Regions from separate parts of the Mus musculus genome. Here regions 1, 3, 4, 5, 6 and 7 are each linked to region 2. A link is a loop called in an ENCODE intact Hi-C map of the cell type or tissue named here. Cell type or tissue: left cerebral cortex. All regions are shown on one strand. Region 1 overlaps Arhgap15 (Rho GTPase activating protein 15). Region 2 holds the start of Gm39804 (a long non-coding RNA gene). Region 3 has its middle 58 kb from the start of Gm39806. Region 4 holds the start of Zeb2 (zinc finger E-box binding homeobox 2). Region 5 overlaps Arhgap15 (Rho GTPase activating protein 15). Region 6 overlaps Zeb2 (zinc finger E-box binding homeobox 2). Region 7 overlaps Arhgap15 (Rho GTPase activating protein 15).

Region 1 (4,000 bases), 190 kb after region 2:
CACCGCATCTCTACAGGAATTGAGTCACGAACACAAGTTTAGGGCTCTGATGCTTCCTTGAGAGTGAATGACATCTTAATCTGACTCAAAAATAGCATAGATGATTTAGAATTGTTTCTTTTGAAGCTAAATATTATTATTGTATTTACAACTAATGGAAACTTATTAGAAGTTGTCTCAAAATTAATATTTGCGTGTAAGGTACCTGGCACATTTTAAGGTTATGGGGACTGGTTTCATTTTTTTTTTTTTAATTAAAAGTTGTGAGCTATAAAATTAGTTCTTAAGGAAAACTTTAGGTAGCGGTATAGTAAAGAGTAGAAGAATTATGAAGCTAATCTTCTTTGAAGGATACAAGCCCACTCTGTCCAGATTAAATAAAACATCACTGATACCACCTGAGACATTTCATTTGCCTTTACAATAAAATGGTATTTCATAGAAACTATAACAGGGGTCTCACATATTTACAGTACATTGGCTATCTCAGGGAAGTTTTGATGACCTCCTGAAGACTGAGGTGTCTAAGTGGTCCTCTTTTATACGGGTCAGGAGAACAGGACTAGAGAGCATCAACTAGTTTGGTTTTGTGAGGCTAACCCCTAAGGAAAAGGTGGGGGGACTAAGAGTAAGCAGATGAACAGGTAAATCCCAAGAGCTGAGGAGTGGCCAGTATGACTTGTTGAGACTGTAATTGGAAAAAGGTGAGGGGCTGCTTTGCAGAGCTGAGAGATGCACAGAAAACTCAACTGAGTTGATACCTGATTTTCTCAGAAAGGCTCCCTGATATCAGCCATGCAGAATTCAGCAACACCAATACACAGCAGCTGCTTTTCTACCCAGGATAATTTACCTTTTTTTTTTTTTAACCTTAGTACATTAAAGTCTCCCAGCATTATTAGCAAGCAGTTTCATTTTAAACCTCATTTGCTATTAATGTGATTTTTAAAGTGCCCCCAATGCTGGAAAGTATTATTCATTCGGTGTATTTACTGTATGGGTTTTTGAGGATGTAAAGTCAAGAGAACAGCCAGAATCAGCTCAAACTTGCCCCACATGGTTTTCCTAATACCCTTCAAATCCTGACTTCTGCCATTGAAGCCATATGTCTCTTTAAGCAGATACACTCTGCAGTGCCAACATGTGTCAAGGACATCCCTAGGTTACCAAAATCATTTTATGTGCAACTTCTTCTAATATCCCAAAGTACTCTCCCACCTGAACCCCACCCCAACCCCTAAAATACAATTTTAATAATAGGCATTAAAATGTCATGCTGATAATAAACTCAGAGATATATTACAGAGGATCTGCCTGTATTTTCTTTTTAAATGCTTTTGGCATGAACATAATGGCGTGTGTGCACAGACTCACCCGCAGTGCCTAAATTCTATTTTTTTTAAGGTTTTGGTTATGAAGTAGTGCAAAATTTCAAAATCAAATTATTCAATGCAGAAATGTTAACTTACAGAGAAGCTGGGAAGACAGGGCTATAAATTTTTGTTAACGGACAGTGCAGAGAGATTAGAATTATACAGACATGCAATGTTGCATTTTCATCTCTAGTCAAGAGTTTTATCACCATATTATCTTGTGTTGCTTCTGGGGAAGCGACAAACAGTAGGTTTGGCCATCTCAGGGACAGAGGTCTCTGGAAACTGCACCTGCTCGTTATGTGAGAAATCCTTCTGTGGGCAGAGAGAAGGATTTCAGCATTATTCTCAAACTGTTGCCTAATTCTTATAACTTGTGCATGTATTTTTTTTTTTTTTGAGTCATGATTGTACAATCTGTTACCCATTTTGGGATAAAAACACTATTGAAATCAAGCATACTGACTTAACCAAGCTGCATTTTTTTCATGAATCGGGTTGTAAAGTTGATTGTCACTGTGCAGCCATGTCTTGTGTAAATTCACACACACACACACACACACACACACACACACACACACACACACGGAAGGGCATCATTTAACAATTTACTCTTCTCAAATAAGGAGCTTTTTCTGTTGTCGTTGTTGTCGTCTTCCTTCTGATCTTCACGTCTTTGAAACACCATGAGTCACGGTGTTTCCCATGTAACAAGCAGCTCGGTTCTTTATTGTCTGCGAGGCTTCCATGTACTGCAGCAAATTTGAATTGGATATGTTGTGTTCAAATTGATAGTACTGAGTAAGCCAAGAAATGCGTGCCTTTTCCTTTAAATGGGAGCTGCGGCAAGGCACAGTTATGGTATGGTATACTGAACAAGTCAGTCGGCACTGACCAAAATGTTGATGGATATACAGCAGATCAAAACGAGGAGAGTCATTTTGAAGTGCTCGGTATCTGTCTGACATGATAGGCTTATGAATTTATACCCCTTTGCAAAAAAGAGTCTTCACATTATTTTGTCAGTTTGTTTCAATTTGAGAGGTGTAGAAAATTGGTATTCATTTTTTTGATATAACCCTTAAATTGTACAATTTAAGAAAACTGGCTGAAAGAGATAAATTAAATGGGTAGAAATATTTTCAAATCAAAGACCGACTGACATATATAAAAATGATGTATGTTTCTTACATGGTCCACAGGGGGAATTCTGCAGGCTTGCTATGATCTCTACAATTTGCTTCAGGGCAAACTAGATTCTGGGATATTCTATTATCCCTTTGGTCTGTTTATCATGGAAACTGATGTACAATCGAGAGTCCTTTTGGTCTTTCTTTCTGTCAGGCTGGAACTGGAAGGAATTCACTTATCTCGTCTGCTCACCTCCAGGAAACTGCTGCCGCAGAGTTCAGTGACCAGTAATCAATTATTATTGAGAAGCAATCAATTGCTAATTTCCATAATTATGCACATCTAAACACTATGAACAAGGAAGAGAAACAAAGCCGCACTCCAAGCCTTGCCTTGTTAGCAGTATTTTGTTAACACAGGCTCTAAAAAAAGCTGCCGCAGCTGGTACCACAAATGTGTTTCCAGTATTCAGGCCATCAACGTGATTCGTCGCTAAATGTATAGAATCAGCTTCTTGCTAAAAACTACAATTACAGGTGATATACAGATTGAAATCACAGGGCTGGTTTGTCGAAGAAAATTGTCCTAATGATGGGTTTTCGGATGGGGAACGCAGCTCTTTTCTTTCTCTGTGATGGGTTGTGAAGGCAGCTGCACCTGCCTCTATGCTGTATTCTGCCGCACTTAATGATATCTGATGATATCATTAGGCAAAGTGTTCATAAACAGATGTTGAGCCTGTGCCTAAATGCTGTCAGATGAGCGGTTGCTGGCCTGAAACAGTATTATTTATATAGAACATTTACGTTTGTTATGTTAATAACCCCACTATTAGCTCTCTGGATGTTGCGTTAGGAATGTAAATGTAGTTAATATGAATAACAACCTCTTTACTCTTTGTGCTGCGGTTGGGTATAACTTTTAGGCTTTGGGAGAGAAACAAAGATACCCCCACCAAGTCCTTTTGACTTAGTGATTTTTTTTTTTTTTTTGGCACCACTTGAAATTTTGATCAGAAGATAAATAGTAAAAATCAATAGGACAGATGTTAAATATCAGACTCTGGTTTTCTGGACAGTAGTAAACTTAGAGAACCCAATATCTCCGTATTTTCTCCCATGAGCCCAGGCCATCCACCTGATGTATCAGAGTGGTCATTGTGGATCCCCAATGACAAGTGTCCATCTCAAAAATTCCTAAACACTCTATCATCCATCAGCCTGATGTGGTTGGGCCCATGATCTTGTTTTTGTTTTGTTTCCTAACAGCACTACATTTCTAGACCCATGTACCAAGACATGGTGGTCATGGGTCTTAGCCATGTTTTTCTGGTTTTGTTGATGACTTAGCCATTACTGTGATGTCATGATTGCAATGCCTAGAAAAATTGCAACGCCTAGAGAATTCCATGTGTATTTAAGTCAAAGTCGAATTTTATGTCTCATAGTTAATTCATGCAGAGTAAGTATGCAAATTCTGACAGTCGTCCAATGTAC
Region 2 (4,000 bases):
TTTTCTCTTAGTGAATGGCTGATGTGTTTTTTATTAGCTGGGCATTCTTAGTGCACAGAGTAGAATTATTTCCTGACGTATTCTGCACACCCTGAAGATAACAGGTCTTCCTGATTCCCCTGATAGAATTTGCTTGCTTTCTTTTCTTTCTATCTAGCTCTGTAACACAGGCATCTGACCGAACATTATGTAGAAAACAAACTGATCATTTCAATTAAAATTTAAACACATACACAAATGCAATCTGAATTGTGTTTTTTTTCTGATTTGAGAGCAAGCCTTATGAACTGCTCAGTGCTGCATTTTGCAGTTGAATCTTTCTTATCTCATCAGGGAAAGGACAGTGTCTTGTTCGTAATCTTTATTGGACTATTGTAGATGACATTTGTAAGCCATTTTGGTTTATAAGGAAAAGCTGGAGGACAGTGGAGTGAGACTCTCCGCAGATCCAAAGCTCTGATACGACAACGTAATAATGTGTCTTCCACTGCAATTTTCTTTGCCGCTGAGAGGTCAATTCTGTTGAAGAATCTTTTTGTACCGTCTGTAAACGTTAGCAGCACTGGCTTTCAAGACACCATTCAGCTTTGTGTACGATATTAAAATCCTACAAGAAGTAACATTTCAGACACACGGAGTTAAAAGAAAACAAAACAGGAACAATGAACAGGATCTCCCAGTTTGCCTAAGGTGGCTAAGGTCTCCAGCTGTTGGCAGTCACGCCGTGGACAGACGGAAAAAGTTTGTTAGTTGGAATTTCTAGTTTTGTTGAATATGCCTCAGAGAAGGTTCTAATCCCACTAGAGATTTCTGTCCTTGCTTGTGCCATCCTGTGCCATTTCGTGCTGGGAAATCTTTTAACTCTATTTACCAAGTACAAATTGGGGTTCCCAAAAGGCGGGGGAAGTTTATGGGGAAATTAAAGAGCCCATACTTCAAAGAATGAGCCAGGGCTCTGGAGTTCACACATGTGGCAAGCACCGTTTTCTTTTAACTTGAGCAGAGAGCTAAATTTGTTTATAATCTCCTACTGATTGAGCATGGTGAAGAATGTACATGAGATACATTTTTTTAAAAGTTAGTCCTCTGATTACTAATTTGAATCCAAAACTCTAACCTTGTTAGCATCTGGACTTATTTCCATAATAACAACCCCTTCAGAACCTACAAAGTAATGAATAATTGACAACAAATGAAATGTTTTGATAGTTGTCGGCACAAAGCATGTTTAATGTTTTGTGTTGCTTCCTAGCTAATTATGTAGATGACACATTTGTCAGACCTTGACTGCCATTAGAAACGTGTTTCCAGAGGGGAGAAAAACAGGCTATTCATAGAGTAATTAACTAGAATGCTCAATGACCTGTGAGAGATTCAAATCGCTGCCAGTTCAGACATTGTTTTGTTACAGAGCAGAGGGGTAATTAAAATTCCAAATTACAGTCCTATGATGGAGCATTTGTTTGTTGACAGTATACTCTTAGTCTAGTTTGTTAATTCTTTTTTAAATTGCTTCTAATCCATTTTATAGCTCTAGTAGTTCCGTCTTTGAATTTACTGACAACTAATATTATGGTAAATTGTACTTCAATGGAGGACTGCCTGCTTCAGTTTCCTGGGAGCACAAGGTGGGTGGGATAGAGACGCTCCCTCCTGAAACTGACATTCAAGGTGCTGTCAGCAGGATGCCACCAGTGTGAAACATCTTGTTAAACACCCCATCCTTGATTCTGTGTTAGGAGCAATATCCCAGTTTTAAAACGAAATACAGAGATAAGAAGGAAAATTGCAATGAACACCTAAAAATGCTGGGAGACACCTGTCCCCGACAAGAAATGATAGATAAGGTTTCAGATACTCAGAAAGAAGAGGGAGGAGGTGTAGCCCTGTGGAGGGCTTGAGAAGTGATGCTGAGACAAGTGTGGGGTTAATATCACGGGATACAGCAGTGCCCAGGGATGCTCAGCCCCATCACTCAGTGTGGCAGTTACTGTAGCAATACTTTCATCCCAGGTCATGAACAAACCTGGGATAACAGGTGTCACTTACGTGGCTTTCTGAGGGGGCATTAGAAAGGTTTACAAATCTAGAGGGCTAAACGAGCCTAGAAAGAGCCAGCTCCTGCACCGCATTTATTTAGGTTGCTGAAAGTGAGAATATAGTTTTATTAAAAAGATCTGACAGGAGTCACACGGTGTTTGATGCAGGCGAGCTGACAGAGGCAGACAGTGAGCGCTGATTATCCCCAAAGTCACTGTCAGCTAGGATTGATTTTCACTTTCTCCATTTATGTAACGGTTCCTGTAATACAGCTGACCCCGAATCACGTTACCTTGTCATTTCTCTGCATGGATCAAGAAGAGATGAGCTGAAAATAGCTAGATACCGACCTTGAACTTGCCAGAAAAGTGAGAAGTGACAGTGGGCTTTTCTGTAGTTCATCCGGGAGGAGGAAGACACACGGTTCTATGCCGAGTTCACCGCAGCAGCACAAGGGGGCAGAGCAGTACTGGAGATCACAGGTAAAAGCGGTAGCTCTGTGAGGAGCCAGATCTGTGTGAGAGCAGAGGTCTGATTTTTACATCTTAGTGAAACATAAAGGAGAATTACTGATGAATCAAAATCTCAGGTCCCATGATGTTCATAGTCAGTAATCTAAAATTGTACATTCTAATTAAAAGAGGTTACCTCATATTCTGAGTGCCAGCAACTGTGCTTTTCCACTTGGTTATCTGCAGGGCCTCGTCTTTTATTTATATAGTACTCTACCTTCAAAACAACCCCGAGTGCAGTCAGGATTGGCAGGAGAGTATTATGGCAAGCTCCAAAGGTAACTTGCAATTTTGAGATAGGTGAAATGTGAGGGAAGGAATGGGTTTTGCCAAGGAACTCTAAGTTTGTCTGTGTGTGTATTTTCTAGTGTTCGTGTTTGCCTCAGTTGTCAAAGACCACCTTTTAATAGACCATGATTATAAGCAAGGTTAACCTTAAACAAGGCATAGTGAAGAGTCCTTTACTTATTGAAACCGAACCAACGTTGGTTCATAGGTTAGGTTCATACAGTTTGCCATGTTAGGCAGAGAGCTGAGAGATCAGCAAAGAGTAACTCACTTGACCCCCAGGAGCTGGTTACAATGCTACAATACCATCTTTGCATGTATAACGGCTCATAAATAGTTCTCCAAATCTATGTAATTGCTAGATCTTTTCTTACATGTGGTAGATTCTACATGTCTGTGTACAGTCTTACAGCTCATGTGAATACATACAGAGTTCTATATCTGCACATATATATTATATATAAAGAAATAGCACACAAGTAAGCACATACAGCTGTATAATATATACTAATTTGTGTATTTCTGGAAAATAATTATTTACTTATAATTACAGGCAAAAAAAGCCAATAACTTAATAATCTTTTGTAGGGTCAGCCCAGTATGTTCTGCCAATGTTAAGTTCTAAAAATAAGTGGAATTATAACTTTGAAGGGTGCAATAAATTGGGGATCATTCTGTCACCAAAAATGAACCCAAAAATATCTTCAGTAAATGAGTCATCACAGAAATTTTTAATACGTAGATTTTGGCCTCTAGTACCAGGAAAAACAGTGCCCCGTGTGGGGAACTGAGCATGTCAGAGGGGCACTGGAACGTTCACAGCTCTGAAGTGTGTGTCTAATGCTGATGCCTCTCAAGCAAAGTCTTGAGGAGCTGTGTAAGAGTCTCACAGACTCTGCCTTCCTGCTCCTGCTCTGAGGGGGGTGGACTAAGTGCGTAGACCTCCGGGAGCCCTCTCCTGGGTGGTAGTAAATCCATCCCTAAATGGTTGATTAGCCTCTGCGTCTAAGGTCACCGATGATATAAAGCTGTTGATGGCTAAAATAATTCCCCCGAGTTTGGTTTGGGTTTTACTTCTTTTTTCCCCCCTATTCCCTCTTTTCAGTTTGCGAGGCTTTTAATAAGGGACTCCGCTCCCTGATGTGTTCAGATTCAGTTCA
Region 3 (4,000 bases), 770 kb after region 2:
GGCCACGACAAAAGGAAACAGAACACGAAGGGGGGAGGTCCCCCATTTATAATGTGTGCAATGTAAAATGCATGAGGTAGTGACTACGGGTAGGTGGTGCCTGGGGCCAAATCGCAGCTGCACATTCGACAGAGTAGGAGGACAGTTTGCTGATGCACCCAGAGGTCTGGGGAACCTCTTACAGAAACGGCTATAAATACTCTGCTCCAGCATTATTTTGCTGCTTTAAAACTTCACTATTCATACATTTTTAAGTTTTAAAATTTGGTGCTTAAAGTGTTGCAATTTATCTTCAGTAATATCCTTACAACACACACACACACACACACACACACACACACACACACACACACACACACACACCCCAGATTTTATTTTGCACTTCTGTAGATTCCATTTTATTGGCTTGGTACCGCCTACTAGAAATCTCGGGGCAAAGCCAACAAACTGAAATCTAGGGAAAGTAGCTGTAAGCAGAACAGTGTAAGTTCTCTCTGCCTCTCTGGATCAACTGGAAAAAGGACACTCTTGCTTCTTCTCCTTTTAACTGATCACGATCCGAAACAGCCTCCACCCTGCCCCCTGGGATTTAAGATAGAGGTCTCTCAGCTACGCCCTGAGTTCTGCAAAAGGTAACTGTGCAAGGCTCCCTGGCTCAACGTTACAAAGCTCCATCCTTTTTCCTGACTGCCAATACTAAAATATACCGAAATAGGCTAAATGACCTCGGAAATTGCACCACCAACCTGCGTTCGATTTTGGATTTTCTGGCACTGCTGTATCAGTTCGGAAGGAGAGGGGTTGGTCTGCCTGCACATCACCGGCTACACTGCAGGCAACAAGGCCACACAACTCCTTAGTCATTTTACCAACCTCCCCCCTCACAGGAGTAGCCTTCTTTTCAACCGTACTCTCCTCCAACACTATGTTTTTTTTCCCACAGTACTTTAGGAAAAAAAAATTCCAAATGCTTTTTCATGTGGTTCCAGTTAAGTGAGTTGCCCACACCCCAAATCATACCATTTGCATTCAAGATTAATAGCTGCATATCAGTGATTCTTAAATACCTTCTGACGCATAATTTCAATTTAAATGATCCTGACATTATTGGGCAGGCAAATGCCTGAACCAAGATGCATGTGGACTGGCTGCAGCCAGATGACAGTCCTACAGTTGGATTAAAGCACAGTTAAGTTTCTTCAACAGTTGAAGGCAGAGAGGCATCTTTTTCACTTCCCACGAACAGAATGGGAGATTAACAAATCACACAGGGTTTTGCCCATTCCCCACTTTCTGATGCATCTTTAGCATCCACTGCTGTGAGCTAGCCACACCCTCTGCACATTCTGGGTTCATTCCTCAGAAAGGGAAGGTAAAAGCTAGTCGGGAGGTTGCTTTTTCTCACGGCTCGGCTCTCCCTCTGGTGCACCGTCCCACTGCCCTTGATTTAGGTGTGTTGTCACTTCTTACCACCCACCGAAGGCTTCAGTTTATATTAACAAGTGATGCTCACGGAGAGGTTTCCAGATGCCAGAGTAAAGATTTCTTCATTGTCTAATGGATGGAGAAAGGAGAATGGCAATAAAACCCGATCTTAAGTCACCGAGAATCCGGCTTCACACATCGAGAGGATTTCTCTTTCTTTTTTGAATGTACTTATTTCTCTTTAAGTTCTTGAATCCCGCCACCCCCCCCCCCCTTAAAAAAAAAAACCCTCAACTTTGTGCATGGCTTCAAACTCAGTTTTTCTTTCCTAGTTTTAAGTGTTTATAACTGTGCAAATTTACCCCCTCCTCCCCTTAAGAATTTCACAATAAATCCCTGCACCAAATAAATTAAAATCAGCAACTTCAGACACTCAAGGAAGAGACATTAATCCACTTAGTAAAATACCCAGAACTCCCCCTCTCAGTTTCAGCTCTTCTTAATGTAACGTTAGTAATTGCAGCTGGCTCCTTACACTTCCACCCTCCCTTCTATTCTGAATCATATTGGCCTTGTTTAACCTTCATTTCCTCTTCTACCCCCCACATTTGTCCACATACTTTTCTTTAACCAGGATTCTTTTATCCTGCTGCCTGGATTGAAGGCAAAAAAGAACGGAGCTAGGAGCTTAGTACTTTCTGGTAAAATCTTGTCTCCGCTCCACTATTAATGCTTTGTAAGTTTTATATATCCTCCGGCTATATAGTTACTGCTCTGCATTCCCTTGATTGATCACTAAGTTCTTTGGGTTTTCCAGAACTGCTCCATAATCCTGAAGCAACAGCTTTTTCTTGGCTTGCTCTTTGGAATGTCTTTCCTGGCAAGGACAGGCATTTTGGTTTGACTGCAATTCTTAAGTTCAATTCAAAGCTAATTTGTTCAGTTAGGTTTTTGCTAGGATCGGCTGTGCTTCGCACTGTTCAGTCCTTCAGTGGTGTGTGGTGGAGGGTGGGCTGTGAGAACAAGATGTAATAGAGTTACATTGTACTTGATTATCAGTTTTCAAAACCAGCTGCATGCTTTGATATCTGTGTAAGGAAATATCAGAAGATAATATGTCATTGGTATTTATTACTCTATAATTAAGGATGTGTCAGTGTTTTCCTCTAAAAAAATAACCTCTATTTTCAGAAATTCATATCTCAGGCATAAATTTCCCTATGAATTAGAGCCTAATACCATATTAGAAGTTGCTTCTTTTTAAGCTACTCCTCCGTTCTTTCTCTTCTTGGGGAAATGTTTCAGGATGTTGTTCCTTGGTTGTCTCTCTACTGGGGCTGAGAGGAAGCAGTCCTAGCAAGGCACAACTGAAGGTGCTGCCAGCGTCAGCGTTCTGCACTGACCCCAGCCTTCTGAGAGAAGTGGGGGGCTGCCATTCACAGCTTTCATCCATGTAGATAGACAACAGAGAAGAGTCAATTCAGAAATGTCACAGGTGGCAGTTGGGGTCCTAGTGCCAGGTATCAATGCGTTTAATGCATACATGGCCAGAGCAAGCATGGACCAAGCATGTCATGAGGTACTGGCGACTTACCGCTCCAGGCTTCTTCTGATAGCCACAGAGGGGAGAACACGGCAAGCCAATAGTGGAAGACACACTTTCTACTTCCCTTTCTTTATTGGACTTGATCAATGGAACCAACCACAAACTCAAGAACGAGCCCCAGGCCTGTCTCTGCCTCCTGGGGACCTGATGCAGTCCAGTGCCTCAGATTCTTATAAGCAAATTAAATTGTGAGGCCAGAGAGACAAAGGTTGGACAAGAGGACCAATACGTTATCCACATGGATGAATCCAGCACAATGTAAAAATGCAGAGAATGGTAGAGATTGTTTCAGACATCATGCACATTCAAGGGTGGGATAACAACAATCATAAAAATACATAAAATACTAGCCACACTTCATGGTCTCTCCTGTGCCTCTTAGCATCACCAGTATGGCCACGCCGCTTGCTGTCTTTTGTATGGAGGGAGAGAAATCAAATTGAAGATCTAATTGAGTAATGCAACGTGAATATGAAATTGAAGATCCACCTGAGTAATGCAATGTGAATTTGATGTTTCTCTAAAGGTCAAATTCTCTCTCTTTCTGTAGCTCTACCATAGTCTGGTTCTTAAGTATGTTGGTCTGGTTTAATTTTCTCAGTTGTGAATTGGTACTAGGAATGTTAAAGTTTCAAATACAAATGACTTCACATTCTAAAACTCAAAGTCGCAGGAGTATGTTTTCCCAGTAGGAGTGACACCCAGCACTCTACATTATATCTTTAAACACAGTAGCAGATAGAGAGTCATAGAAACATTATAGATTATCTCTTAAAACCATCAATGCAGAGCTTCTGGGGTTGAAAATCAGATGGAAGAGTTCTGGAAACAGAAAACTGGGAAGTGCTGCTGGGATCTTTGTTTGTTCAAGACAAAAGGAAGATACATGGGTAGTGAAGTCTGACTTGTCCATAATATGACTCACATTTAGGCTACTGTGAAGTCTTTGGCTCCTGTTAAGTAAAAGGA
Region 4 (4,000 bases), 1.3 Mb after region 2:
ATAAAGAAATGGTCACACAAGCTTGTGGGATGAAACAGCTGTCTGTCTGTATTTCTGCTGAGACTTACAAACCACTGCATATAAAATATATATTTAATAAAATAAGTTGCTAGTTTTATGAGCCAGTGTGTGTGTGAGGGAAAGACATGGCATTTGTGCTGTAAACTTTATTTGTGAATGTTAGTCTTAACTCTGGAGTAAGCGATCTTGCCCTCATCATTACAGGGTTAGCATGTGAAACATGTAAGTAGGTGGGAGATAAACACGTTTATGTTAGCTGAGCTCAGCACTGTGCCTGTGACTCTTGAACTCCGACTTTTCAGTCCCAAAGTCTGGAATGGTGTGGTGTGGTGTGGTGTGGTGTGGTGTGGTGTGGTGTGGTGTGTGTGTGTGTGTGTGTGTGTGTGTGTGTGTGTGAGAGAGAGAGAGAGAGAGAGAGAGAGAGAGAGAGAGAGAGAGAGAGAGAGGAGTTCCATGAAAAATCGATGTGTATATTACTTGGTCATTTAAAATAAAATATCAAAAGTTACCCTAATTTTAACCCTATTATCCTGACAGCAGTTTTCTTCCCAGCTGTTGCGACCCCCCCTCTCCCATACACTTTGGTAAACGACTCAAGTTCCAAGAGAACTTTCACTTCTTTATTTATAATCACAGAAGTGAGGTGTTACTTCACACACACACACACACACACACACACACAAAGAATGAAATAAAGAAATGAAACTCGCTAGGCAGACAAAAACAGTCAAGTTTCTGCTTAGAAAACAGCCTTCTCCGGTGGGAAAGGTTAGACTAGTCTGCCAGATCTAAGAGAAGGACTTGCTCCCGAATTTGGTAGGTCTTTCTCGAATAAGTTTTATAATTATTAACAGGTATTTGCCAAGTTTTAATTGCTTGATATAATGAATTGAAAGTCGGTGTGAGAACAAAGCAGTAGAAACTCTCCACTTGATGAGTTTTTTACCCCAGCCATTCAGTTCTCAACAAAACTTTTCCTAGACTATGTAGCAAAAAACACCTTTGGTTACCTGAATGGACAGGTACAGGGCGAATTACTGGGGGAAGGGGAAAAAGGGAGAGGAAAGGAAAGAGAGAGTAAGGGAAGGCATGAGAAAGCAAAGAAGCCACTCTTGGGAAAAGAAAGCCTGCCACCAAAGAGCTAAAACCACCTGAAATTCCTGTCCAGAGACACCCGGCTCACTTCAGACTAACATTCCCACTCAAAATGAGAAAATTAGAGAGGGAGGGTGGGGGGCAAGAGCACCAAAAAAGGATAAAAAGAGGAGGAAAAGAAGGGGGGGGTGGGAAACCTACCTGTGAAGTCTTGTTTGTAGTTTTGGCCAGAAATGGTGAGAAGAAAAAGCATGAAGAAGCCGCGAAGTGTGGGGGAGAAAAAGGTGGAGGCGAAGAAACAGCTCCCGGAGCAAACTGAACAAAACCTCGCCAAGAGTGTCTGGAGGCAGGACCGTTATTCCTGCCGAGCAGGTTAGAACTGATCTCTTTTCGGCCACTCCAGGAAACACAAACCTGGGGACGGACTGACGTGTTACGCCTCTTCTAATGACATTTTTTTCTTTTTCTTTTCTGTAGGGGAGAGAAGAGAGACCCTGAAACACGCGCCACCTATCTTTGTGGGGAGGGATAATTGAAGCGCCCTGAGCGTGAGCATCATGTGAAAACGTGATCGCCAAGTTTCTCTCTGGGAAAGGATCTGGGATAGATTATACCTTGAAGTCTCCGCAAACGCTTTAGTGGAAGAAATGAAATTCCACCTCCCTCCCTTCCTCTCTCCCTCCCTCCCTTCTCCACGCCCCCCCCCCCCCCCCCCCCCCCCGTCAAGCAAGCCTTTGGCATCATTATCCTCATCACTAAATCCTGCAGAGTACTGGGCGGAAAACGGTGCACACCATTCACAGAACTGGAGAACTCCAAGGGGCGAAAGTTAAAGGGAAAGCTCTCGGGTCTTCCATGCAGATCTCTTGTCTTATACAGATATCTCTGGTGACTAGGTTTGAGGTGCACGTCAAGTTGTATGGATACCTCAAGCACCGTTTTTGGAACTAAATTCTTGCCCTTTCTCTTATTACATTTTTTTTTTTAAAGATGCCAGAGCTAGGGGAGGGAAATGCTACTTGTACACTGCATCTTAGGATCTCAGTGTGCAGTGTATGTGTGTATGTGTGTGTGTGTGTGGGGGGGAGATTTTCTGGATTGGATCCCTATATTAAAAGTTTGGCATTTTAATAAAGGGTCTCTAGGTTAACATAGAGCTGTACTATGCTGGCCAATCTCTGGACCCCTCTACACCTCATGCAGACCACATTACAAAGTGAGGGGACAGGGGCAGGAGGAAGAAGGAGAAAGGTCAGAGGAACTTAGGACGAAAGAAAGAAGAGGGTGACACTAAACTGTGTGGGGTCTAAGTTTTGAAGTGCATATTTTTGATATTGCAATTAAACTAAAATTAAAAAGAAAAGACTCCACCTTTGCTCTGAAGGGATTGGTTATGCAAATATGGAAGGGATTTCCTGGAGAATACAGCTTTCTACTGTATGGTTAATTAAATAATCACTCAAAAAGCTTCCAACGTGACGCTTCTGTCGTAATCCAATCAGGTTACATAGGTCCTAAACAAGAAAGATATTTTCCACATCTGGAAGTCAGCAATTTAGCAAGTACTGCACATTATTAACCAATTCAGAGCCCACTTCCCAGGGGATTTTTTTTTGAAGTTTAAGTGTTCTTAACCAATGCTCTGCTGTTTTGTTAATCAAAAAGCTGGTTTACACTGCACATAATTGGAACTAATATAGAAGTAAATAAAGACAGCCAAATTTGAGGATGCTCTGTATTTATAGGAAAAGGAAGAAACTGTTTTGCCTCAACAGTTAAGGCTTAATTTCTTAAAATACTAGGAGACCCCCCCCCATTATTTTAAATAGTGAAAGTATTTAAGAACCCGAGAGCACAGAGAGATGCCCAGTCTCACAGCCTATAGACTCCAGTATAAAGGAAAAGGTGGAGGTTTGAAGAGGGCCAAACAGCTGCCTCTTATCAGTTTTTCTGCTTTAATACTGTCAAATATGTCATAGTCCCCTGTTTTCAGTCTGAAGAGACCTGAAACAAATAATACCCTGATCCAACACTAGACTTTTACTCATATTAAGATAAACTGCTTTGAACTGTGCTTTGAATGTGTGCCTACAGCAAGACTTTGAATGCAAGAGTCACTGGCGATTGCACTCAAAGGAGGGGAAAGCCACCACAGGGGCTGCTGCCACAGCCACACTCCCAGAGCTACAGGGCTTTGTATTTTGCATGTTTATTTTTCAGTGGTGGTGGTGGGGGGAGGGTAATAGCCACCCAGCATGACCACAGCTAGATTTCATTCTAGGGTGCAAGAAAGCGGATTTTCACAGTTGGTTACACACTCTCCTCTTTCCTAATTTGAGCATTTACAATGAGAAGGATTGGATAAATTAATTTCTCCATTGCCCCTATCACAGATAGAGTACCTATAGATGATCTGTAGGTTGTTGGGATTTGCAGTCGAAAAATTATTAATAAAGAAAAGGATTTCAGCATGGGTCAAACACATCCGTGCTATATTTTACGTTTCTCATACTATCATGTAGCTGTACTAAATATATGTAAGACTTATCAAGTTTCCTCCCATAAGATTTATCACTACTGTTCATATCCTTTTTCCTTCCACCTCTTTCCTTAAAAAAAAAAAAAAAATCAGAGACCACCTTCTTCCAAAGTGTGCCGTTAAGCCTCCCTTGGAGGAATAGGGAGCCTGTTTTACGGAGTGACTATTGGCAAGCCCCTTCTGCAGGCACCCAGGTAGCTACTGGACGTCTTTTTAGTCCAGACACACCAGTGCAAAGGCACAATGAGACTATATGGCAAGTCGAACAAATAGCTACAAACCTCTGACCTTATCATGGATATAAAATATCTTCTTACTTCAGATCTGACAAAATAGACCATTAAC
Region 5 (4,000 bases), 64 kb after region 2:
CTGTCTTTTCTTTGGACAGGAACATTTCTGACTTAAAAATTTTGAGATGGGTGGGTGGCCCCATTCCTCAACTGGTAGCTGTGCCTATCTACTGGAGGTGATCTCTACAGGTTCTAGCTCCCCTTTGTCAGATATTTCAGCTAAAGTCATCCTTGTTGGGTCCTGGGAGCCTCTTGCTTCCCTGGCATCTGGGACTTTCTAGTGGGAGGACAAAAAGCAAAAGCGGTTCTTCTATTTCTTGCCACCCTTGACCCCAAGAGCTTCCCCTGCCATTTAACAAATATCACTTGGAACTTCAGAAAAGTTTTCTCTGTATAAAGCCATGCTGTGCCATCTACATCTGACATTGCTCCTTATTTTGATCTTGTCTTTCCTACCTTATTTATTTGTCTCAGTTTCTGTCATGTGCTGTTTTTTTTTTTTTTTTCCTGTAAGGAAAAATAAAAAGTATTACTCATGTGAATAGGATAAGGTGGCAGGAGGGAGAAGCTGCTGGCTTAATCTTACATTCATAAAGGGCCCCAAACTTAGCCTTATTTTGAAATGAGGTTATACACATTTCCCTTGTGATATACTGACAGGCTTGAAAGCAGAATTCATTCAGCATTCAACTTTAATTTTTAATTATGAACCTTGAAATTATGCCTCAGCTTTTCTGATGAAGCTCAGGAACCTTTTTATTTGGGGAATTTCATACTCAAAGCTGTACGGATCCTTGGCCTATCTGAAGCCCCGTGATGATTTAGTAATAGGGTATTTTGGGGGGGGGGTTGTTTCGTTCTATTGTTATGTTTTGTTTTTCTCTTTCATGGAGCTTAATTTTACAAAAGGCACCTGATCATGCACTTACATGAATTGAACATCTCACACGTTTCAGGATGCACACCCTTCCTTTGTTGGTCCCTCTGTGACTGTGTACATCTCCTCACATTTAGATCTCACTTTGCTCTCCCATTTCGAAGGGTACAGAAATACTTGTGTGAATATGGATGGAAAGTGAGTCTGAAAACAGTTTCAGTGTTCACATATACTAGTGCCTGCATTCCTCGTAAGCTCAGGGTCCTTAGACTGTGATTGCATGTGTGTGCCTGTGTGTACCTGTGTGCTGATATTGCCATCAGTATCTTTCTTTTTTTCTTCTTTCTTCCTTCCTTTCTTTCTTTCTTTCTTTCTTTCTTTCTTTCTTTCCTTCCTTCTTTCTCTCTCTTTCTTTCCTTCTTTCTCTTTTTCCTTCTTTCTTTCTTTCATCATTTCTTTTTCTTTTTTCATCCTTTCTTTCTTTCTGAATATATACTAAAGTGTTCTTCAATGTGAACTTAATAACTTCCGAAGCTACATGTTTTCTTACAGCTTGATTTTTATCCTCTTGTGCAAAGAATGGAAGGAAAGAATGAAGGAAGGAAGGAAGGTAGGGTGGGTTAAAAGTGTTCTTAATGCCTTTGAGACTTTCTGCTCAGTGTCAATAAATCAACACAAACTTAACCTGTCTCTTTCTATCTTTCTATCTTTCTATCTTTCTATCTTTCTATCTTTCTATCTTTCTATCTTTCTATCTTTCTATCTTTCTATCTTTCTATCTTTCTATCTATCTTTCTATCTTTCTATCTTTCTATCTTTCTATCTTTCTATCTATCTCTCTCTGTCTCTGTCTCTCTCTGTCTCTCTGTCTCTGTCTCTGTCTCTCTCTCTGTCTCTCTCTCTCTCTCTCCCCTTCCTCCAATTCTCCTTTCCTCTTCTTGCAAGACTAAAAGAAATGTGTATTTTACATCTACTCTCTCATTGGTTCACCTTTTTAGCACATTATAGAAGGTTAAAATATGAGAGAAGAGGCAAAAGTTCTCAAAGCTGTTGGTCTAAGAGTCTAGAGGGCTTTATGGTAAATCATTCAGAGGCACTTGGATAAATTACCAGCCCAGAATCGAATCAACTCCAAAGTAAGGAAACCAGGTAACTGAGGCAGGTGGCCCAAAGAGAGTCAGAAACTGATGAGGTCATCTCAAAATAAGTTCTTCTGGGTTTGTTGGCTTTTTGAGTATCTGTAAAGAACATGAGGCAGAGGACAGGACACAAAGCTGTGATGTGAAGAGAAATGAGCGTGTTGGAGGCCCTAGATCCTTAGACACTGATGACTATTTCAAGGGTCATTTCCATCCTCCAGCCAAGTAGGTACATGCTGCTGTTATTCTGTGCTGCCATCCGGTGTCCATTTGGTAGAATATCAAGCTGTTGTCTGTGTCAGGCAGGGGCTTTTATGGTTTTGCTTGGTTTCACATTCTTCCATTTATTCCACCTTACAACTCACAACTTGCTTTTAGTAACTTATGTGAAGTATTCCATTTGCCAAAAATACCTTCACAGTTGCCTGTATCCAAACCATTGTTCTGATACGAATTGAGGTCTGGCTTTGGAATTATAGTTCAAAACTTTCATCCTATTAGATGCCCTGTGCTTTGTCAAAATGTAAAACAGGTTCTCTTTTCTTGTCCATGGATCTACTTTCAGCACTGAATGACTAGCTGTGATTCTTCACTGACTTCCTGGAAGTGGGGACCTGCTCATTCCAGGGGCTACCGACTGACTGCTGAGTTCCTAAGCTACATGTTTTCTTACAGCTTAAATTTTTGTCCTCTTGTGAAAAAAAAAGGAAGACAAGAAGGAAGGAAGGAAGGAAGGAAGGAAGGAAGGAAGGAAGGAAGGAAGGAAGAAAGGAAGGAAGGAAAGAAGGAAGGAAGGGAAGAAGGGAAGAAGGGAAGAAGGGAAGAAGGAAGGAAGGAAGAAGGGAAGGAAGGAAGGAAGGAAGGAAGGAAGGAAGGAAAGAAGGAAGGAAGGGAAGAATGGAAGAAGGAAGGAAGGGAAGAATGGAAGAAGGAAGGAAGGAAGAATGGTAGGAAGTTCAAGAAAGAACCCTCCTTCATGGGAGGGTTAACATTGTTCTATGTGCCCAATGTTATTATGAAGACAGAAGCTTTAGCTGTTCCCCACTGGTGTAGGAACACACAGAGACTGCAGAAAGTGGTACAGAAGGCTGGACTCACCAAAAAAGGCAGCTCTGCTTCTAGGAGAAAGAGGTCTAATGCTTTTCCAAGACTGTGTTCTCTCCTTCTAACTCCTGCCATGAAGCTCAGCAGAGAGCATGCATAAGAGAAAGGTGCATGGTCCTGCTCCAGAACAGCTGATCCTTCAGACCGGAGGTGGGCTTCAGAGGTAAACCCCTAAATCTCTCCCACATGACTGTGTGCCCTTATTAGGTAGGACACAGTCTCAGTAAGCTTCATTTTTCTCCTCAGTTATACTGACACCTCATTCACCTTGAAGAGCTACTAAGAGGAATGAATTCTTTCTAATCTTTAGGGTCTGTCTTCTAGTCAGTGATATAAATCCTTCAAGTCTGTCTTACTTTACCTTTATCCTTCACTTACTATCATTACTTTTCTTGTCTGCTCTTAGAATTGTGTGGCATAAAGTGTGTGGTAACCTTATTGGCTAAATTGTTAGAATACAGGATGTATGGGAAATATATTCTGTGTACCAAGTGGGAGCCAAAGGAACACTATAGCTTCTAGTATTGACAGGTTTCAGGAGGAGAGAAGAATCTCAACTATCTAGTTGGGGGCTGGTAAGATGATTAATCCCAGTCAAAAGAATAAGGAAATACAGTAAGAAAGTCCAAATGGGATGGCTTATTCTCACAAACTACAAATGGTTTTAATAAACTGAAGTCAGCTAAAATTGTGTTGCTAACATTGATGATATCCTCGGTCAGTCAAGTTAGCAATGTTTAAATCTTTTTTTAAAAAAATACAGCATAAGGACATAGATTACATATATGACAAGGTCTGTTTTCAGGGAAATTGGACATGACCGTAAGTTCTCATGTGGTCTTAAGTAGGTCTTAATAGGTTAATAAACTCTGAGACTAGTTTTCTGTATGAGTACATGGGAGCTTTAGTAGCTCTCATATTTTTGTTCTAAGAGTATAACCTTTAGCTTGGCTATTAAG
Region 6 (4,000 bases), 1.3 Mb after region 2:
CTTGGTACTGATGAACTCGGAGCCAAGCTATAGCTGAAAGTGGGTGGGGGTGGTTGTTCCTGTCAGTCTATCACACAGCCAATGCTAAGAAAGTATGCTCAGACAGGTGGGGGTGCTTTACCTGGGAGATTCCAGCTCTGCTTTTAGTGGCAGTCTCCCTGCTTGTTAATAGCTGTACTTTTGTGCAGCTGTGCAAGTCTCTCTTTGTCACCTTCCCCATCTTCATAACAGCTCAGTAGAAAGATGCTGCCTTATGAATGAAGGTAAAAATAACCCTGAAAATCTCAAATTATAGCCTCTTTACATAACGAACAGGGAGTGCCCTGGCAATAGACTTCAACAACTACATACATATATGTATCTACATGTTGTTCTAGCATTCATGCTTGTAAAGTTTCTAAAAGTGGTAACATCTGTGGTCCTGATAGGCTATGCCATCCCCACCAACCCTCCTAAGAAGCCATTTGTCTTGGAGAGAAAATTAAGTACCTGATCCCAGGCCCAAGCCAGTGTGAAGTCTCTGCATCTTCACACTCTGACCCACTGCGTTCCTTTGAGCAGCTAGCTGCTTCCCATGGCTACCTCCTCAATATAAACTCGCTAACTAATCTCTTAGCAAACACTTGAAGCAAACCTGGAGAGAGGAAAAAGACAGAGAGAGAACAAAAAACCGGCAAAGATAAAGCCTGAGACCCATTCAACAGGACACTGGAAACTAAATTTAGTACCAAACTTAAGATTTCTTTTGAAGACTTGTCTGTTGTCTGTGGAGCGGGAATTTTCGTACCCCAAGTTTTATTTTTAAGTCTTAACCTAATTCCTCTGCTGTCTTAAGTAAGGCTCACTTTAACACAAACTCCCCGACAGTGGATATGTGCCCTACTCTTTCAGGTATTTCTAAATGGCTTCCTTTAGCACTACCTTTTAAATAATATATCTCTTTTTTCAAAGTTCTTGCAGTGCTGTGTGTACACAAGGTAACTGTCCCTTAGGAATTTACGTGAGAACACACTGTTGGAAATAAATAATCACTTTCAGCCAATGATCAAAGAAGAAATAAATCTTTTACTCTAATAAGGCTTTTTAAAGGCTGAAATCCCATTTTTAAATGGGTAAGAGCTAAGAAGGTACTGGGAGTCCGTTTCTTTTCCAGAGCTATGTTCTAATACTGGTTGCATTGGGGGGTGGGGGTGGGGGGGCTGGAGGAGCAAATGGACCCTGGGGTCTTCAAAGTTAAAGCTTTTTAAAATAAAGTTGGTATGTAGTAGCATTTGAAAAACTTATTGTTCAGAATTTAGGTTTTAATATCTAGGAATAAACAGAGCATTAAATCAAGCACACTGTGACAAGGCCAATATGCACACGGGTGACGCCAGTAAGGCATCTCCAACCTTTGTTCACAGCTTAACAAAACTGTGCCGTCACACCACTTTAGTTCAACAGTGCCTGTCGAATGGGCATCAACAGATCAGCCAATGCCTGTCATACACGGAGCTTGAAGACTGCTTGAAAGCAAGGGTTTATTCGACCCCCAAGTCTAGCTGGAAAGAGAAGAGGATTTTAAATCATCTGGTAAAGACACCAGGCTTCCCCCATCCCCCCTCCCGCCGCCCTTCTCCAAAGTTTAAAACTGTAGAGAAGAATGGGGAAACGTGCATCTGTTTTATAGACATAAAGCAGAAAAACACGTACTCTGCCAAAGATAGAAAAAAAATTTTATATTTATTTTCATTGTGAAAACAAGTTTTGCAACTATAGAATTCTTCTTAAAGTGGTATTCTCAATAGGAAAATAAAAAAAAAAAAAGAAAGAAAGAAACATTCTCACGGTTTTAAGATTTTCGCCTTGTTTTGGGGCCTTTAAACAAACTCTGTCATCAGGATAGAAGGGAATTATTTGACAAAGAGAATTGGCAACTCCTTGCTATTCACAGGAGTGTCTCTTCGAACATATGTTTGTTACGTGTCTGTTTGGGTTGACCAAAATGCATTTTGCATTTACAGGCTCCTGGTTTCTGGTCTCTATGAACATTTAATCTGCTTCAGAAGAGAAAGGCAGCAAAGAGACAAATATTGTTCATGGTCCCACAAGTTAACAATTTGGGAGCAGGGGAAAGAAAGAGAGTGAAAGAAAGAAGCGCAAACCTTCTCATTTTCTTCTAGAACACCGATCATGAGATTTGGCCTTCGAGCTCTGCTAAGTACCGAGGAGATGCCTCAGATAATTAAGTGCACCCACTCCTCTTTAGGCATCCAATCAGAGTAAGCAAACGTGAACCTAGGCAGGGCTGAGGGGCCCTAGTGGTGGGAGGTGTTCTGAATCTAGACCTTTCCTGCTCCTTCTGGAGTTTCAGGTGCTACTGACATTGGCCCAGGAGGGGCTGGGGTTCCCCAACACTCAAGCTGAAAATCTTTCCCTTTCTCCCAGCCTCTCCCCCTCTCTGTCAGACTCGGCTGCTGTCAGTTTGCTGCCTGTACGTTGGCTGTCTCTTCTCTAGTCTCTACCCTGTGAGTTTCTGGCCTGCCAATTTCAACTTGAAGCTTGACTGGGCTGATTTGATGCAAATACCTCCAGGGAAAACCCTGAAACTGATGAACAGTTATGTCAAGTCGATTTTGCACCATCGGGAAAAGGTAACCTCTGTGAGAAAAAAAAAAACAACAAGGTTAAAGAGACAAGGGCTTTTCACGTGTAATACCTCCGCTGCACAGCTCGCTCACTGTTTACCGTCCCTCAGAAATTGTAACTGTCAGAATTAGTCCTAATTGCAGATGCGAAAGCTGCCATTATAATAAAAACAGAGGCAGTGCAGGCATTAAATGTAGCAGCCTAATTTGTGAGACTACAGAAAAGGTAGAGTAAATGAATATTTCATTACTTTAATTACCAGGGACTACTCCTTTCTTGCTGTCTTATGATAAGTGTTGCTGTAACTAGCAACAGCAAACATCCACTAAAACATAAAGTGCAATAATCGTCCTGCTGTCAGGATCACCACTTTAAAATACGAGCAGGAGAAAAAATATAATGGTTTATCTATTTCTTAGAGATTGCAGAAGTAGAAGACGGAAATTCATTTAACATCGGGGGAAAAAATGCACACACAAAGGCACCAACAAACAGGGTTTAGTCAGAGAATAATGGCTCTAACAGAGAGAAGAGAAATTTCATTGACTATCCATCTGAAATGCTGGCCCTAAAACAATGCTAGGAAGCAAGAAAGTAGTATGTATCGTGTTTGGATGTTTTTAAGGCAACATTTTTTTGTTGTTTCGTGTTGCACGACGCAATCATCTGAACATTAGAAAATGACGCTCAAATCACTGGAGAGAACACATGAGGAAAGGAAGCCGTTTTCTGAGCGATTAAGTAAAAGTGGAGAAGGTTCGAGTTGGCAAAAGTTTAGCTCCAGTTTAGTTTCATTGAAAAAGACCAGATAAAGCCTGCCAGAAAAAGGACTTTGCCTGTAACCCGAATACCGGTTCCTAAGACTTAGGGAGGGGCAATAATCAGTCACCCCTGACACCTCGGAAAAACCTTGCCCACCTCTCTACACTGTCAACTTCAAGTGTGGGGGAGGGGAAGAAGGTGGACCTGGGAGTGGGGGTGTGGCTGAGGAGGTCGCTGAGACTGGTTGAAGCCAGCCTGTCTCTGCATTTATCACTTTGTCCCGGAGGAGGTGTTTGTTCAACATAGCAGTTTGACAGCACAAAAACACTGTGGCCAGGAACCCTATCAAAGAACCTACTGGCACATATCATTTGTGGCCTGGGATTCATGGAGCAAGGCTACCTCACTCTTTATCTGCACAAGTATAAAGTACTATACACCTCTAAGTATTTAGTGTAGCTTAAAGGTCTCCCTCCCCCTTTCTCCTAAACACTATAAACACCACTTTAAAGTATTATCTTCAGTTAGGATTCCAGAATGCTGAGTTTCTTTTCTTTTCTTTTCTTTTCTTTTCTTTTCTTTTCTTTTCTTTTCTTTTCTTTTCTTTTCT
Region 7 (4,000 bases), 120 kb after region 2:
TATACACAGACACACAGGGAGATAGAGAGAGAAAGAGAAACACACACCAATATACACATACAAACATAAGCACACAAACATATACAGACACAAGTATGCATGCATAAGAGCTCTCTCTCTCTCTCTCTCTCTCTCTCTCTCTCTCTCACACACACACACACACACACACACACAGAGTGTTTAAATACCGCTAGCCACAAGAAAGGGGAAAAATCTGGGCAGTGGTGAGAAAAACTCTAAAACCTCAGAGCAATGTTTAAAGCAGGATAAGAAAATAACAAAGCAATCATTGTAAACAAAGGCTTGAAATGAACTCAAGAAAACAAACGGTCAGTTTATGATGCAAACCAATGCCAGCACTTACAAGAGAAGTCTACACAAAATCCCAAACACACTATGAGTGAAACTTACTAAGAACTAACCAGAGAGTACAGATTTAAAAGCATGAATATAATTTAGAAACATATACGTACATGCAAATGCAGATATGCATACAATATCAATCAGTTATAAAAGAGGCCATGAATTAGGAGTGTGAGAAGGGGTATATGGGGGGGGGTGCGGGGGTTGGAGGAAGGAGACAGGAGAAATGCTGTGATTAAATTAGAATCATAATTTTTGGAAGTCAAGGATATAGAATCTAGGAAGATGGCTCCGAGGTGGGGGGAGAAGAGCACTTGCTGTGCAGGCATGAAGACCTGAGTTCAATTCCCCTATACCCACATAAAAAGCTGTGGGTGGCGCTGTGTACCTCTGTCTGCATGTGTCACTGCAGAAGATGGGACAGGAGTATTTTAGGGCATTCTGGCTCAGACTAGCTCTAGCTTCAGTGGAAGATGGTGTTTCAAGGGAATGAGGTAGAGATGGACAGAACGGAACTCCCAACTCCTACCTTTGGTTTCCCTGCAAGCATTCACAAGGCACGTTGTCTTGTTTTTTTCTTTGGGGTTTCTTTTGTTTGTTTGTTGTTGTTGTTGTTTTGTTTCATTTTGCCAATTTGACACACTCTGGAGTTATCTTGAAAGTAGAACCTTGGTTGAGGAAATCCCCCAGTCTGATAGCCTATAGGCAGGTCTGAGGGGGCATTTTCTTGATCAATGATTGAAGCAGGAGGGCCCAGGTTACTGAAAATGGTGCCACCCCTGGGCAGGTGGTTCTAAATGGTATAAAAAAGAAGCAGGCCGAGCAAGTCATGAAAAAATAATGCAGTCAGCAGAATTCCTTCATGGCCTCTTGCTTTAGTTCTCACCTCCTGGTTCCTGCCTCTGTTTCCCACCGCCCCCACCCCGACCCCCACCATGATGGACTTTGACCTAGTAACCAAATTAACTCTTTCCTCACAGGTTGCTTTTGGTCATGGTCTCATGATCTATATCACAGCAGTATAAACTTAACTACGGCACACATAAACCATGTAAACACATACACACACAATCTTATGAAACATTTCATCTCCAGCATGGGTGTAGGGTTTCTAACTCATTGCAGGGTGTACATTCCACCCAAATTGTTTACAACAACAGAGTTAACGTGTTACAAAAGTGCCTCAAAGGACTTTGATCTACTGACATCGAACTTCCTTTAGTACCTTGGGTAGACTTAGTAATTCTGAGGTGTCTTATCTGTTATTTAAACAATGCTTAATTTTCAAGAGTCCCATGCCCATGACCAAGCTAAAGACAGACTTCTGATGCCTAGGATCTATGATGGATTTGAACTCAAATCATGGCAGAGTGATTAGGAAGTGCAATTGTTAGATTCACAGTATGTGCTCATGAAGCTGTTGGAAAGTACGTGAAACCTTCCTTCTTCGAAAGGTGCTCTGGGACATGCACAATCACAGATGTCAGTGTCCATCTGAAAGGAAGAAACAAAGTCTGACAGTTTAGAGAACAGGATCAAATTAAACTCAGTAGCAAATTAATGGTTAGTCAGCATAAAAATAAATATTTGGAGGCCCACGTGCTAGAAAACAAATGTGTCCCGTGAAATATAATTAATGGCATGAGAAAGTGGCTGGCTTCCTTGCAGACAAATTTGTCCTTTTACTAAAGTAAGGATTGTTCTATTATTAACACTGGAAATCTTAGATGGGCAGCAGAGACTGCTGCATTATTCATAAAAGCGTTGCTGCCATCTGGTGGCCGTTTGGCAGTTCAGCACAGACTGCTAATTCCATTTGACTGGGTCTCCTGTGAGGCTATGCAAGACAAGGCTCTGGGTGATTAAAAAAAAAAACAAAACGAAAGTGTGAACAGTTAGGTTTAGATGTCATTCACTTGATGATGCTCCTTGTTCCCCATGCCTTGGTAGAATGAAAGTCTCAAGCAGTAGTGAGATGATTATATATTTTTGGCTTTACTGTGAGTGTGTATTTTACAAGGCTTATCTAAGGAAGTTACTCTTGGCTGTTGTTGACTGACAAATTTTATTGACATTCAGTTCTGTTGGCAAATAAATATGTACTCAAATATTAGGAAGATTTATTGAATCTAAAGATATGTTATTTTGTGTAAATAAGAATATATGTGAGATGCTGTAATCCCTCATTTGGATCTAAGCATGAATTTTCTTAAGTTATCATTCACTGAGCCTGCTTTTGGAAATAATACAATTTATAATATCAAAAAGAAAAATGAACAGCAATTCATAAAACTCGAGATTCTATCTCGTCACTGACGGGTTCTATGAAGAAATCTTATTTCATGGCTCAGAAACGTGTAATCTGATATAAAGAGGAGGACTTAGAAATTGAACGACAAATATTTAGGTTACATTATGTGTTAAGAACATGAAGACCCAGGCAACGGGGTACCCACTCATTCTCTCCAAGATTAGGATGACTTTGTGCCCTGGACTATTCTAAAACTTCCTAAAATCCTAGGATTTTTTATTGCATGTAGTCCTAAAATCGTAGGCTCATTGTATGTGGTAAAATCTGAACCTGAGAATGGATATTTATGTAGATCAAACGTCTTTGAAGAACATAAGATATAATGAGTTAAAATTGCCCCAGGAGGGAGGTTGGAGCTCCTTGAATTCTCAGAGATGGTATTTAATAGTTAATGTCCATGTTCCAGTGGACGTTTCCTTGCCATTAAACTGCCTTATGATTTAGTAAAAGTTGCCTGCCTACAAAGAGGCATTGCACTACACTGGGAGAATTATAATATTGAATGAATGTTATTCTTTACCATAAAAGTTGCAAGTGACTATTTTTAAAGAGAGACATTTGGATTTTATTTTAAAATTCTCTGGAAGGCTTTGGTTCTATGTATATACATTTGCCATTACCTCTGTTACTAGTTACTTTTGATACTGAAAATATTTCCTTCTTCAAAACATTTAATTTGGCTTATGGAAAATCATGTGTCCCATCTTCCCTGGAAGAATGCTAAAGTCCCTTCTCCACCCCCCACCCCCCCCCCGCCCCTTCTCCCCCACATTCTCCTCAGGAGTATGATGCAAACAAGACACTATCTAGACAGTAAGAGCGATGTGTCAGTTATACCTCTGTCTCTTTCATACATACGTGTACACTTTAATGTAGATCTAGCCCCTGAGTTGGCCTGAATACAGTTGTACGGTGGTTTCTAATGGCTCTATAATTGACATAGTAAAGCTATAGCGAGAATACTCAGGTATTAGTCAAAATTTTCTATTGTTTGTCTCAAGAACATTTGCTTTCTGGTAGCTTTTTCAGGTTCTTAGCAGCCTATTTCTGTTTACTCAGGAAGATTATTCATATCCTGTAGCCTTAAGCACTTCAGCGTGCAGTTTCTAGATGTTAGTGCATAGTGGGGTGTTTACTGGTGTGTTGGTTCATGCAAAATTGTAAAACTGGCAGCCATATCTCAGTGAAAACTTTTTCATTGTATTTCTTAAGAACTTGTTTACAATTCTCTTTAAGCACAAAGTTTCTCATAGGTGCCTTTGACTTAAGTTTGCCTTTGCCTCTACTGTTAGTTTATTGTTGAGCAGTTCCCAGAAAACCGATTTT

What was found. A loop is a pair of places that touch in the nucleus more often than their neighbours do. Peaks named below come from ENCODE experiments on the same cell type or tissue, not always from the same donor. Only the 100,000 strongest peaks of a DNase experiment are listed, where the experiment ranks them.
Region 1: it touches region 2 in a loop (2.3-fold over the local background); 2 of 42 quality-filtered maps call a loop at or near these places.
Region 3: it touches region 2 in a loop (3-fold over the local background); 2 of 42 quality-filtered maps call a loop at or near these places.
Region 4: a loop joins it to region 2, with 6 times the contacts of the local background. A loop is called at or near these places in 3 of 42 quality-filtered maps.
Region 5: it touches region 2 in a loop (4-fold over the local background); 6 of 42 quality-filtered maps call a loop at or near these places.
Region 6: it touches region 2 in a loop (5-fold over the local background); 3 of 42 quality-filtered maps call a loop at or near these places.
Region 7: it touches region 2 in a loop (7-fold over the local background); 14 of 42 quality-filtered maps call a loop at or near these places.

What each region holds. Positions count from the first base shown.
Region 1 is chr2:43,975,758-43,979,757 of GRCm38, forward strand. All of the region lies in intron 6 of Arhgap15 (Rho GTPase activating protein 15), which reads left to right. Among named protein-coding and RNA genes, the nearest start is that of Arhgap15os, 88 kb to the right of the region's middle. In left cerebral cortex, no CTCF peak of the experiment used is centred here; DNase peaks (open chromatin) are centred at 1,630, 1,878, 2,185, 2,967 and 1 more place; H3K4me3 peaks cover 284 bases; H3K27ac peaks cover 2,036 bases.
Region 2 is chr2:43,784,957-43,788,956 of GRCm38, forward strand. The region is part of intron 2 of Arhgap15 (Rho GTPase activating protein 15); the gene reads left to right. It overlaps Gm39804 (a long non-coding RNA gene), which reads right to left and starts at 3,159. Exons shown (of 3, transcript XR_866182.2): 1 at 2,391-3,159. In left cerebral cortex, a CTCF peak has its summit at 2,497 (motif pointing right); DNase peaks (open chromatin) are centred at 440, 859, 1,352, 1,700 and 3 more places; H3K4me3 peaks cover 1,963 bases; H3K27ac peaks cover 4,000 bases.
Region 3 is chr2:44,557,427-44,561,426 of GRCm38, forward strand. No RefSeq gene overlaps it. Among named protein-coding and RNA genes, the nearest start is that of Gm39806, 58 kb to the left of the region's middle. In left cerebral cortex, no CTCF peak of the experiment used is centred here; DNase peaks (open chromatin) are centred at 73, 431, 827, 1,259 and 1 more place; H3K4me3 peaks cover 864 bases; H3K27ac peaks cover 2,712 bases.
Region 4 is chr2:45,111,506-45,115,505 of GRCm38, forward strand. It overlaps Zeb2 (zinc finger E-box binding homeobox 2), which reads right to left and starts at 1,774. Exons shown (of 10, transcript NM_015753.4): 1 at 1,318-1,774. It overlaps Zeb2os (zinc finger E-box binding homeobox 2, opposite strand), which reads left to right. Exons shown (of 3, transcript NR_110572.1): 2 at 1,338-1,488; 3 at 1,594-2,582. In left cerebral cortex, a CTCF peak has its summit at 1,626; a DNase peak (open chromatin) is centred at 1,659; H3K4me3 peaks cover 3,904 bases; H3K27ac peaks cover 3,790 bases.
Region 5 is chr2:43,849,206-43,853,205 of GRCm38, forward strand. The region is part of intron 4 of Arhgap15 (Rho GTPase activating protein 15); the gene reads left to right. Among named protein-coding and RNA genes, the nearest start is that of Gm39804, 63 kb to the left of the region's middle. In left cerebral cortex, a CTCF peak has its summit at 2,204 (motif pointing left); a DNase peak (open chromatin) is centred at 2,196.
Region 6 is chr2:45,094,558-45,098,557 of GRCm38, forward strand. All of the region lies in intron 2 of Zeb2 (zinc finger E-box binding homeobox 2), which reads right to left. Among named protein-coding and RNA genes, the nearest start is that of Zeb2os, 15 kb to the right of the region's middle. In left cerebral cortex, a CTCF peak has its summit at 2,311; no DNase peak of the experiment used is centred here; H3K4me3 peaks cover 681 bases; H3K27ac peaks cover 4,000 bases.
Region 7 is chr2:43,900,640-43,904,639 of GRCm38, forward strand. The region is part of intron 6 of Arhgap15 (Rho GTPase activating protein 15); the gene reads left to right. Among named protein-coding and RNA genes, the nearest start is that of Gm39804, 110 kb to the left of the region's middle. In left cerebral cortex, CTCF peaks have their summits at 2,144 (motif pointing left) and 2,344; DNase peaks (open chromatin) are centred at 2,137, 3,046 and 3,531; H3K27ac peaks cover 1,171 bases.